Linked DNA regions of Homo sapiens: region 1 is linked to region 2. The links are chromatin loops, found by intact Hi-C in ENCODE. Cell type or tissue: PC-9. All regions are shown on one strand. Links, peaks and the distances in the headings refer to the core of each region. The heading gives the core; the rest is flanking DNA.

Evidence for each region. Peaks named below come from ENCODE experiments on the same cell type or tissue, not always from the same donor. Only the 100,000 strongest peaks of a DNase experiment are listed, where the experiment ranks them.
Region 1: it touches region 2 in a loop (5-fold over the local background); 4 of 110 quality-filtered maps call a loop at or near these places.

The regions. Positions count from the first base shown.
Region 1 is chr12:27,304,341-27,309,730 of GRCh38, reverse strand. It overlaps STK38L (serine/threonine kinase 38 like), which reads right to left. Exons shown (of 14, transcript NM_015000.4): 4 at 1,270-1,392; 5 at 534-617. Among named protein-coding and RNA genes, the nearest start is that of BMAL2, 26 kb to the left of the region's middle. In PC-9, for the core only: CTCF peaks have their summits at 3,129 and 3,331 (motif pointing right); a DNase peak (open chromatin) is centred at 3,320.
Region 2 is chr12:27,380,821-27,386,210 of GRCh38, reverse strand. It overlaps BMAL2 (basic helix-loop-helix ARNT like 2), which reads right to left. Exons shown (of 17, transcript NM_020183.6): 6 at 651-730. Among named protein-coding and RNA genes, the nearest start is that of BMAL2, 51 kb to the right of the region's middle. In PC-9, for the core only: a CTCF peak has its summit at 2,003 (motif pointing right); a DNase peak (open chromatin) is centred at 2,050; H3K27ac peaks cover 611 bases.

The sequences.
Region 1 (5,390 bases), core at 254-5,253, 77 kb after region 2:
TCATAGAGTAAAGCTTTAATCTCCAATGAGGCTGTATTTGGAGATGGACCCTTAGGGAATTAATTAAGGTTAATTAATGAGGTCATAAGGGTGGAATTAATGTCCTTATAAGAAGAGACACCAGAGAGTTCTCACAGGAGTGTGTGTCCCCGCACACACCAAGGAAAGGCCATGTGAAAACTTAGTGAGAAGGTGGCCATCTGCAAGCCAGGAAGAGAGGCCTCACCAGAAACCAAAACCTGCCCAAACTTTCATTTTTGACTTGTAGCCTCCAGAACTATGAGAAAATAAGTTTCTGTTGTTTAAGCTAACCAGCCTGTTGTGTTCTGTTATGGAAGTCTAAGCAGACATACATAGATTATAAATTTAGAAGAAACCTTAAAAGAACTGAGAAACACTAAAACAGGCTACCAAAAAATTAATAGCTTATGTAGTAAGATGTGTAAACTGCTTCTTAAAAATTCTAATATAAACACTCTTAACACTGCGTCAGTGGATGCTCCTTTATATTACATGTGTTAAAGAACTCATACCTGCTCTTTTTCAAGCATATCAGACTTTCTCAATATCTTCATTGCATAGATATGGCCTGTATCTTTCTTCTGGACCAACCGCACCTAAAAGATAAAAAACATATATTATAAAACAGTCACTACTATTTGTTCAGGAAAGAAAAGTAACTTCCCTTAAAGAAAGCAGGAATTTGCCAGTGTTGGTATTTCAGGAATTTTATATATATATATCTATATATTTTTATATCTATATATTTTTATATATGTTATATATATATTTATATATATTTTATATATATTAATATATATTTATATATATTTATATATTTACATTTATATATATTTATATTTATATATATTTTTTTATATATACATACAAACACATATATATATTTTTTTGAGAGAGCGTTTCACTCATGTTGCCCAGGCTGGAGTGCAATGGTGGGATCTCAGCTCACTGCAACTTCTGCCTCCTGGGCTCAAGCGATTCTCCTGCCTCAGCCTCCCAAGTAGCTGGGATTACAGGTGCCCACCACCACGCCCAGCTAATTTTTGTATTTTTATAGAGACGGGGTTTCACTGGCCAGGCTGGTCTCGAACTCCTGACCTCAGGCGATCCACCCGCCTCGGCCTCCCAAAGTATTGGGATTACAGGCGTGAGCCACCGCACCCAGCCAGGAATTATATTTTAACACATATTTTAAATTATCTTAAGATATATATTTGCAGCAGTAGTGACTTTTAAAAAGAAGCACACCTCTCCAAAAGCTCCTCTTCCTATAACTTTCAGAGACTCAAAGTCATCCAAGCCAAGTCTGGTCCTTTTGAGCCGTAAGAACTCTGTTTCTTTGCGAGCGTGTTGTGATCGACGTAACTTTTTCTATTAAAAAAAAACAATTTAAACGGATGATTTTATAATTAGGTTGTTTTGATGGAGCTTCTAGTATTAAAAGATGATACACGTAAAAATAAATGATAGCACTAATATGTAATATACTATTAGGCTAAAACAATTTAAAGAAAACTTTCTAAAATTTTTAACAACTGATAAATCTTTACTTTTGAGGTGGACTCCATTAAATATGTAATTCAGTCCATCATATTTGTCTATATATATATATATGTATAACTTATTCTTTCATCTATATGGTAACAATTCCATAAATAAAAATTAAATGTTAGTAAATGTTAATGGTATTCTGATACTGATTTTTATTCTGTCAGGAAATCTGCTTTGCTTCAATTCCTTAATTTCCAAGGTTGCTCTTTCACAACTACTGAGACTTGTGACAATAAAATAACAACATAATGGTAGTGTTTCCAAAGAGATTTACTTGTGGTAGAATTTACTCTTGGGCAAATTTTAATAAACTGCTTGAGACCTGGCATAGAACTTCCTGAAAATATAAAATTGCAAAAACAATTACAAGAAGAAGTCATTAAAATATCCAAGTTGGTAATTTCATAACTGATTCTACAAAGACCACAAAAAATAACTTCCATTAATAAGCAATACTGTGAAATACCTGCAGGTTACATTTGGAACAGGTATTTATTTTATTGTTCTAAACTTCATTTTTCACCCTCACCAATCAAAATTCTGTTTTTGGACATAGTTAGCTCCTAGTAGAGGAAACACTAAGTGGAAAAGAAACAATATCAGTGAAAAAATTTAACTCCTGTTCATCTTCAACTGAATCCTGCCAAGCTTTTAGTGGTTCAGTTTGGAGGGACAGACAAATCAAAATGAAAGTAACAGCTTAGAAACATTGCTTCTAAATGCAGCTCATGGTATAGCCTCTCCCTACTCCTGTATATATCTGTTTTTAAAAGGGTTAGGTGAACTATTAATTAGAAATATGTATGTAAACATGTATTATCAATGCAATGGAATTCTGATACTTCTAACAAAGTTAATCTAAGAAGATGAAATCAAGAAATGTCTTCAAACAGCTAAATGAAGTTATACACTAAGGCACACCAATGGTGTAAATTATGACAGTAATGAAGATAAAAATCAAGTACACAAATTAACAGGCTTTGCCTAATGTCTTTTTTTAATGTCTTTAATGTCTTTTTTTAAATGTCTTTTTCCACATCTGATATTGATTATAAAATACAATGGTACTATGGAAAAAGTAAGCAAACAACAATGAAAGATTATTTTTTTCAGTAAGAAGTGAGGCGATAAGCCGGGTGTGGTGGCTCACGCCTATAATCCCAGCACTTTGGGAGGCCGAGGTGGATGGATCATGAAGTCAGGAGATCGAGACCATCCTGGCCAACATGGTAAAACCCCGTCTCTACTAAAAATACAAAAATTAGCCGGGCGTGGTGGCATGCACCTGTACTCAGGAGGCTGAGGCAGGAGAATCACTTGAACCCGGGAGGCAGAGGTTGCAGTGAGCTGAGATCCCATTGCACTCCAGCCTGGGTGACAAGACCGAAACTCCATCTCAAATATATGTGTGTGTGTGTGTGTGTGTGTGTGTGTGTGTGTGTGTTTATAAAATTCCTGAAATACCAACACTGGCAAATTCCTGCTTTCTTTAAGGGAAGCTACTTAAATATCAGTTTTAACGGAGCTAAAATTACATTGATATAATTAAGAAAACAAATGTGGCCTGAAACAATAGTGAAGACTATTTTTTGCTGCTTTTTACCTAAATGCAATGACAAATACCCTTTTTTGCACATAGGTGTTCAAAAATACCTTTTGAATAATAAAAAAATAAATTACTAGTAAAACAAAAGAGAGCTCTAAAAAGTATCTGATTTTAAATTTTAAGACTAATTTTTAAAAGGCCACTTGGTGGCACTATAGTATCATGTCCTTTAAGGAAGTAGTGAGGAGGGTTTTTTTTTAATTACATAAAAGAATAAGAATTTTGAAAGTATTTTGAATCTCTCCCTTTATAGATTATAAAACAGTACAGTTGGATATAGTTGCAGAAATCCTGCTTAATCTGAATGGAAAAGATGACATCACTATACACAGTTTCATAAATTGTCTAGTAGTTTGTATAATGCAGCACTCACACAATTTATGTGGTTTTGGGCCCAGCCATTTAATAGCAAAAAGAGAGAGTCACAAGTGTATGGAACACATAATTCTATAAAAATGAGCATCACCTATAACATTGTTACATTAGTTAAAAAAAATTGATTCCATGATTTTAGTCTTAGAATCAGTGTTGCAGTCCAGAGGTAGCTGAATCAAATTCATGTTAAAAAAAAAATTGGTGAAAAAGCCTGTTGATATATCTACTCACAACCTGTATAGATTAAGTAGCCTTGAAAGACAAACAGTATCCTTGTGGTAATTGCATCCTTTCCTCTTCAAAGAAGACAATAAAAATCTGTGGACAGCTTAACATTTCACGACTCTCTTTTATAGCTTGAACTTGCCTATTTAGTTTTTCATTAGAGTAAATAACATTCCATGTTGGATGGGATTTTCTTAAGTGAGATGAAACTAGAAAGTGCTTTTCTTCCTTTCTCCATTCCTTTTTATATAGGTGTTCCTCAAACTCTCCATCTGTAGGGTGGCCAGTATTTGTATAAGACAGACAGTGCATACAAAATTTTTCAGATGAAAAGGGTTCAGCTAGCAACTTTATCTATTTTATTTTTATGAGACAATTTTATTTTTTATCAAACCCACCCCATATAAAGATGCTGTAACATACTTTATATTAAGGTTGAGAGAGCTTGTCTATTTTACAGAATTTGATATAATCCAGGCTCTAGCATGGAGCCTAATAATAAGCACCTGTGGAATTAAAAACATTTTTTAGAGAAAAACATTAGAAGTTTTATAAACTGGTATTATGGGCCACTGACTATTTTTTATGGAAAAATCATCTCCTATTTTCTACAAGTTATTCAGAAAAATTAGAGAAAATAGCTGTAAATGTAGTCAGTACTTGCTGATGCAGACCAGAAGTTGCAAACAGGAAGCTACAAACTATATTCAACCTACAGATATATTTGATTTGGACTGCAAGTTGTTTTTCAAAAGCAGGTGATTGGTTATTCTGCAAAAAAAGTCCAGATTACTAGCTTCTCTGGAAAAACAGGGCCTTGGCCACAGGGGCCAATGGTAGCAATCCTCTTTAGATGAGCCTTGGTTCCCTAATTTGTCAGTCCCCACCACTGATGCGAGTCCCTAGGAGGCATGTCCACATGGGCTGGGACTCTTATTACAGCAATGTGAAAAGTGGCATGTCTTTGCCAACAGATAAACTGTAAGGATCAATATTTAAGAAAATAATATTTTTTAAAAAGGAAAAATATTAATCTATTTCTTTGTGGAAGCAAAAAAAAAATCATATAAGTTGAATATGTAAACAAAGTATATCTGGATCAAAAGAATATAACCCTAGATGCCACTATGAAACCAACCTGGCCAGCTTATCTCACTTCCGTTGCCTGCTTAGTGTTTGGGCATCTGTTTTTGCAGTCTCTTCCCCTACACTTCAAATTAAGATCTTATGTTTAAGATTTCTATATCAATATAATGATGTATAATATATAAATGCAATTATATGGTTATTAATTATAAGAAATTTATAATTCTAACTTTAAAATGAGGAAAGATATGCTCAGTCTTATTTTTTCTCTATAGATTGGAATACAGATTTAAATCACTACCTTTCTCACTAAAATTTAAAGGACATAAATGAGCTTTTAAAATATTAATGACATGTAAATAATGATAGATAATTTTAAATGTAAAAACATCTGAGTTTTCTAGATTGAGTCAACTGATTAACAAAGTTACCACCTTTAGTATAAGTCATAAAATATTGTATTTGATTTAAACATTGCAACTATAAGGAACAGCTACAGTCCTAGGAAAGGTACAGGGAAGATTAG
Region 2 (5,390 bases), core at 75-5,074:
GCCAGAAATGCTATATTTAAATTCAGCTGTTCAAATAAAAGAGTGGCTTTTTTTAATTAAAGGAAAAATGGACAAAAATGTGTATGAAGAATCCTTCTATTTAATTTGACTATGGCTTAAAACCTAGTAGTCACACAGCACATGACCAAGACATTTATCACCTCCGAGGGCATGAGAAGCAAATCACATGATCACAGTTTCCCCTCTAGACCGGTGAATCTGAAAAGCCATGCACAGGAATGATGAGGACGGAAATGTCAAAGCACTAACAACTCTAAGTAAGCAGTGACTGGCCTCCGAGAAGAACAGGATCCTGAGGGAACAGGATGCCAGGCAGACGGCTTTGAAGGAGGTGGTGATCATGGGGGAGTAGATCCTATGTGTGAGAGATGGGTAGTATAAAATGCTTAGCACTGAATACAAGCTTTGCTCCATAGTGTGGAAAGTGCCTATCCTCTGTCTCTACTTTCATTAACACAAACTAGTAATGCATGGCTACTTCTCTATTTTAAACTTCTATATTAAAGGAAATACGGTGTAATATGGAGTCCCATATGTTTAGAACAGGAAGCAAATGGAAGAAAATCTGCCTCCTATTCAAACAGCAATGAAAGCACATACACAACTTAGACAAATATATCTTTAGTTACCTTAAGGATTAAATGTCTGAGCTCATTATCCTGAAGAAATGATGGTCTATAATTACTTCCCACATAAGAATTTGTCAAGCCTAAAAAGAAAGGCATCAAGAGTTATTGGAAATATAGTAGAGAGGGCAAAATGCTTAATGAACATTAGCAATGCTGCTGCTGCTGGTATTTGCTCTTTGGCACATTCTAAGACATTTTCTGTAATCATTTTTTTTTTCATTTTCATTTAATTTAATTATTTATTTTTGAGACAGAGTCTTACTCTGTTGCCCAGGCTGGAGTGCGGTCGCGCAATCTCAGCTCACTGCAACCTCCACCTCCTGAGTTCAAGTGATTCTCGTGCCTCAGCCTCCTGAATAGCTGGGATTATAGGCGCATGCCACCACGCCCAGCTAATTTTTATATTTTTATTAGAGACAAGTTTTCACTATGTTGGCCAGGCTGGTCTTGAACTCCTGGCCTCAAGCAATCCACTCACCTCAGCCTCCCAAAGTGCTGGGATTACAGGAGTGAGCCACTACGCCCAGCTAATCATTTTCTTTCTTCATTATCACTTGATTAAAATTTCTTTCTTTTAGATTGTGAATTCTTGGAACTACTTATTCCTTTATATTCAAATATGCACATTAAGAGCTATATATAAAAACATTATAATAAAATGTACATGAAATAAAATTCAAGGATTGATATGCAGTAGTCCCCCGTTAGCTGTGGTTTCAGTTACCTGTGGTCCACCATGGCCTGCAAACAGGTGAGCACAATACAATAAGATATTTTGAGAGAGCCAAAGACAGAACATATAACATTTTTACAGTATATTGCTATAATTATCCTAGTTTATTATTGATGTTAATCTCTTAATATGCCTGATTTATAAGTTAAACTTTATCATAGGTATATGTGCATAGGAAAAAAGTACTATGCCTAGGGTTCAGCACTACCCACGGTTTCAGGCATCCACCAGGGTCTTGGAATGTATGCCCCTATGGATAAGGGGGGACCACTACAGTTATTTAGATAATGTCTTAGCTAATTAAAATTTATCATATGAGTTACCTTGAATGGGGGTATTCTGGAATTCTAAACAAATGTTACGGATTCATGAGATTTTCCAGTAAGAAAATCCTTTAATGGCAATATAGAGACCTCTATTCTGATAATACACAGATTATTTTAAAAATGTATAAAATATAAATGAAATAATTAATTTTCAGCCCTTAGCACTGAGTTATATTAAAATGAAAGTCTCTAAAGCAGCTGAAGAGCTTGCAAAATGATGAGGAATTATCAGGCCAAAACCAAGGGAAATGTTTGACCTGGGAGGAGTAAGGGAATCCACCAACCCAGATTCGCAAAGCCCTTCATGGCCACAAGGGGGCGTATGACACAGACGACAAAGCCAAGCAAGCCATCCCCAGGGCAAGGATGATTCAGAAGTAAGTCAATTTTCCCTTCCTTATATTCCCCAACCTTCTTGACTCCTATCCCTTCTTCCTGGGTACTGTAAGAGAAGTTGCTTTTGCAGGGGAAAGGTGGGGTAACATCCTTAGACATTTTAACCACACATTGGCCCTCGGACGGATCTGTGGCCCAAACTCACCAATGAACTAAGTGGTGGTGGTGGTGGCAAAGTAAGTGGGCAGGGCAGAAAGACAAAATGCCTCATGCTATGATTCAGTACAGTTTTCTCAGACTCGTAGCACTCTTAAGAGCCTGGCATAGGGAAAAGAAAATCTCTTCTGTTGGAATCTATCTTCATCCTAGGGCTCAGGGAATTCTCCCAATGACTTCTTGCTAATATTACTACACAGCAGCTTGGGAGGGAGCTGAGGAAGGAATGAAGAACGCAGACTCTGAGTGCTAGGTCAGGGAACAGCAGTAAACTGATTTTGAGCAAGATAATGACATTTCAGGTCTGGCCTGCAGCAAGGTTGGCAGAGCATACCAGGCAGAAGTGGGCTGGGAAACCCCGTCGGTGTACATCAGCCATCACAGGCGAGCCCTGACTCGGTGAGTGAGTGGGGATGTGCTCGAGAGAAAATGAGGGCAGTGAGAGCAGCACTGAGGCATGGTAGAGGCTGGCCAGTAAATGCATGCCATGGTGTTCTGCACACTTGTCCACACATTGGCTCTCAGAGTTCCCATGGCAAAAACCAACGAGGCAACATGATCACTTACTTTTTTCACAATGTTCATTGGGTTAAAAAAAAATCAAAATGACAGTAACAATTCCTCTTCCTCTTCTGACCCCATCCCCACCATTTGAACACTGTGCTGTACTCTACATGCATTACTCTTTACTCTTAACAATAGTCCCAGGAGGCAAATGCATCCCTATCTCACAGATGTGAAAACTGAGGATTAGAATGTCAAATAACTTGAGTAAGTCACATAGCTATAAAGGGAGGAAGCCAGGATTTGAACCACAAGGTCTGCCTTCAGGACGCATGCGTGTGAACCACTGTGCTTCACTGCCCCGCCTGGTAATCAGATTGCAGACACAGGACCTCATGCTGCAGAGCAGGGCTACTCTAAATGTGGTCTGCAGACCAATGTCATCAGCAAACTGTGGTGAGATCAAGTGCAGAATTTAAGAAGTATTTAGAGGCTTTTATAAAAACATAACATTGCTGTGACAGCCAAACCCATGATCATTTTTCCATAATTAACTGTATTTTACAATGAACTAGTGGTGGATGGGGGGAACACCTGTTCTTCATCCAGATCGTTTAAAAAGCACTGCTGTAGAGTATAGTGAAAAAAATCACATCACCATCCTTCTGCCTTTAACCTAATTATGCTATGGACCAAAATAACATGATCCACAGGCAGCCCTCTGTTGATCTGGCTTCTAAGTTTTTGCCGAGCAAGTGTGGGGATGCTGTGACAATACCCTGGAATGCAGATCCAGTTGCCTTAAATCATCTTGCTTGTGAGCAGCACTGACCGAAGGATCTGGTCAGACTGCGGGGATGAGTACTTAACCATGTCACTTCTGTTCAGCAGAGCTGAGGCAAAATCTACGCCCTGTTCCAAGGAATCTCCTCTGGACTCACCTCCTCCCTGCTGAGCTTTCACAGCCTCCCCTCTCACTCGAACCACTGCTGTAACATTCATCGCACCAGACTCTGACGATCTCTTCCTAAGTCAGTCTTCCTAGTCAGACCACAAACCCTTAAAGGGCAGAGATCTTGCCTCATTAATTTTTATATTCTCAGCACAGAACAGGAATGCGGTTGATGCTCAGATCATGTTTTGTTGAACTAGTCGACTGATTCATGGCTTTTCCCTTAGGTCTTCCTCCCTTAGGACACTGCTAATGTGAAAATACTCAGCTAATTTCAGGGTTGCAATCAAATGACCTCAGTTGAGCCTGTAAATTTTCATTGCTGAAGGATTTAAGGAAAATATTGCAAGCCTCAGCTGTGGGTAAAAGAGAAGCTTATTTCACAACAGACTGTTATGAAAATAAGATCTCCCATCATGCTCCCAACAGGAAGCACCAGGAGTCTAGGTGAGTGCTGCTCTCCTCTTAGCCACCTTAACTTGACTTGACCATACCTTGCATGGTGCCCAGATAATTTCCATTACCCTGAAATATATTTTCCTTTTCCTGGCAGTGTTTGAGATCTAAACTAAGACCCTTGGTCATCCTTTGCTCACTCCCTTTTTATGATTTTTGAGCCAAATTTCACTATAATCTTCTAGATCTTTACAAATCTGAACTTGCAGAGTCTCCTCTGGAGTCTTCAGCTTGCTGCTTGGCCAGGTCTTATCTTTTCAGTGCAAATTTACATCATCGGCATTGGTAAATCGAAAACTCTATTCCACTTCACCCAAGTTGGACTGGGGCTATTCCCAAAACAGGGGTGATTTCTACCGCACATGTTGACATGGTTTGGCTCTGTGTCCCCGCCCAAATCTCATGTCGAATAATAATCCCCAGTGCTGGAGGTGGGGCCTGGTGGGAGGTGACTGGATCATGCTTGTGGATTTTCCCCTTGATACTGTGTCACAATAGTGAGTTCTCATGAGATCTGGTTGTTGAAAGTGTGTGGCACCTCCCCTACCCTCTCTTGGTCCTGCTCCTGCCATGTAAGATGCCGGCTCCCACTTTGCCTTCTGCCATGAGTGAAAGCTCCCTGAGGCCTCCCCAGAAGCAGAAGCCACCATGCTTCCTGCACAGCCTGTGGAACCGGGAGCCAATTAAACTTCTTTTCATTATAAATTACCCAGTCTCAGGTATTCCTTCATAGCAATGCAAGAATGGACTAATACACAGGTACACATATACATTTATTACACTTTGATTTAAAATTCAAGCTCAAGTTGGGGAATTGCTAAAGCCAGAAATGATCACCCACACACCAAGAGGCAGTGGCAAGGACCTCCTTCCCCCAGTGTCTCACATATTTGAGGATACTCTGAATGGCAACATGTGATGCATTATAAGGTACTACTCGTAAATCTGAATGAAGCTTTAAGAGAAACTGCAGAGTTTAAGGAAGTTTTCTTTTTGAAGGATAGAAATCTCTCAATAACTTAATAATTAATACTATACTTCAGAACTTTTTTTTTTTTCTGAGACAGGCTGTCACCCAGGCTGGAGTGCAGTGGCATGATTACTGCTCACTGCAACCTCCACCTCCCAGGCTCAAGCGATCCTCCCACCTCAGCCTCCCAGGTAGCTGGGACTACAAGCACGCAAGACCACACTTGGCTAATTTTTGCATTTTTTTG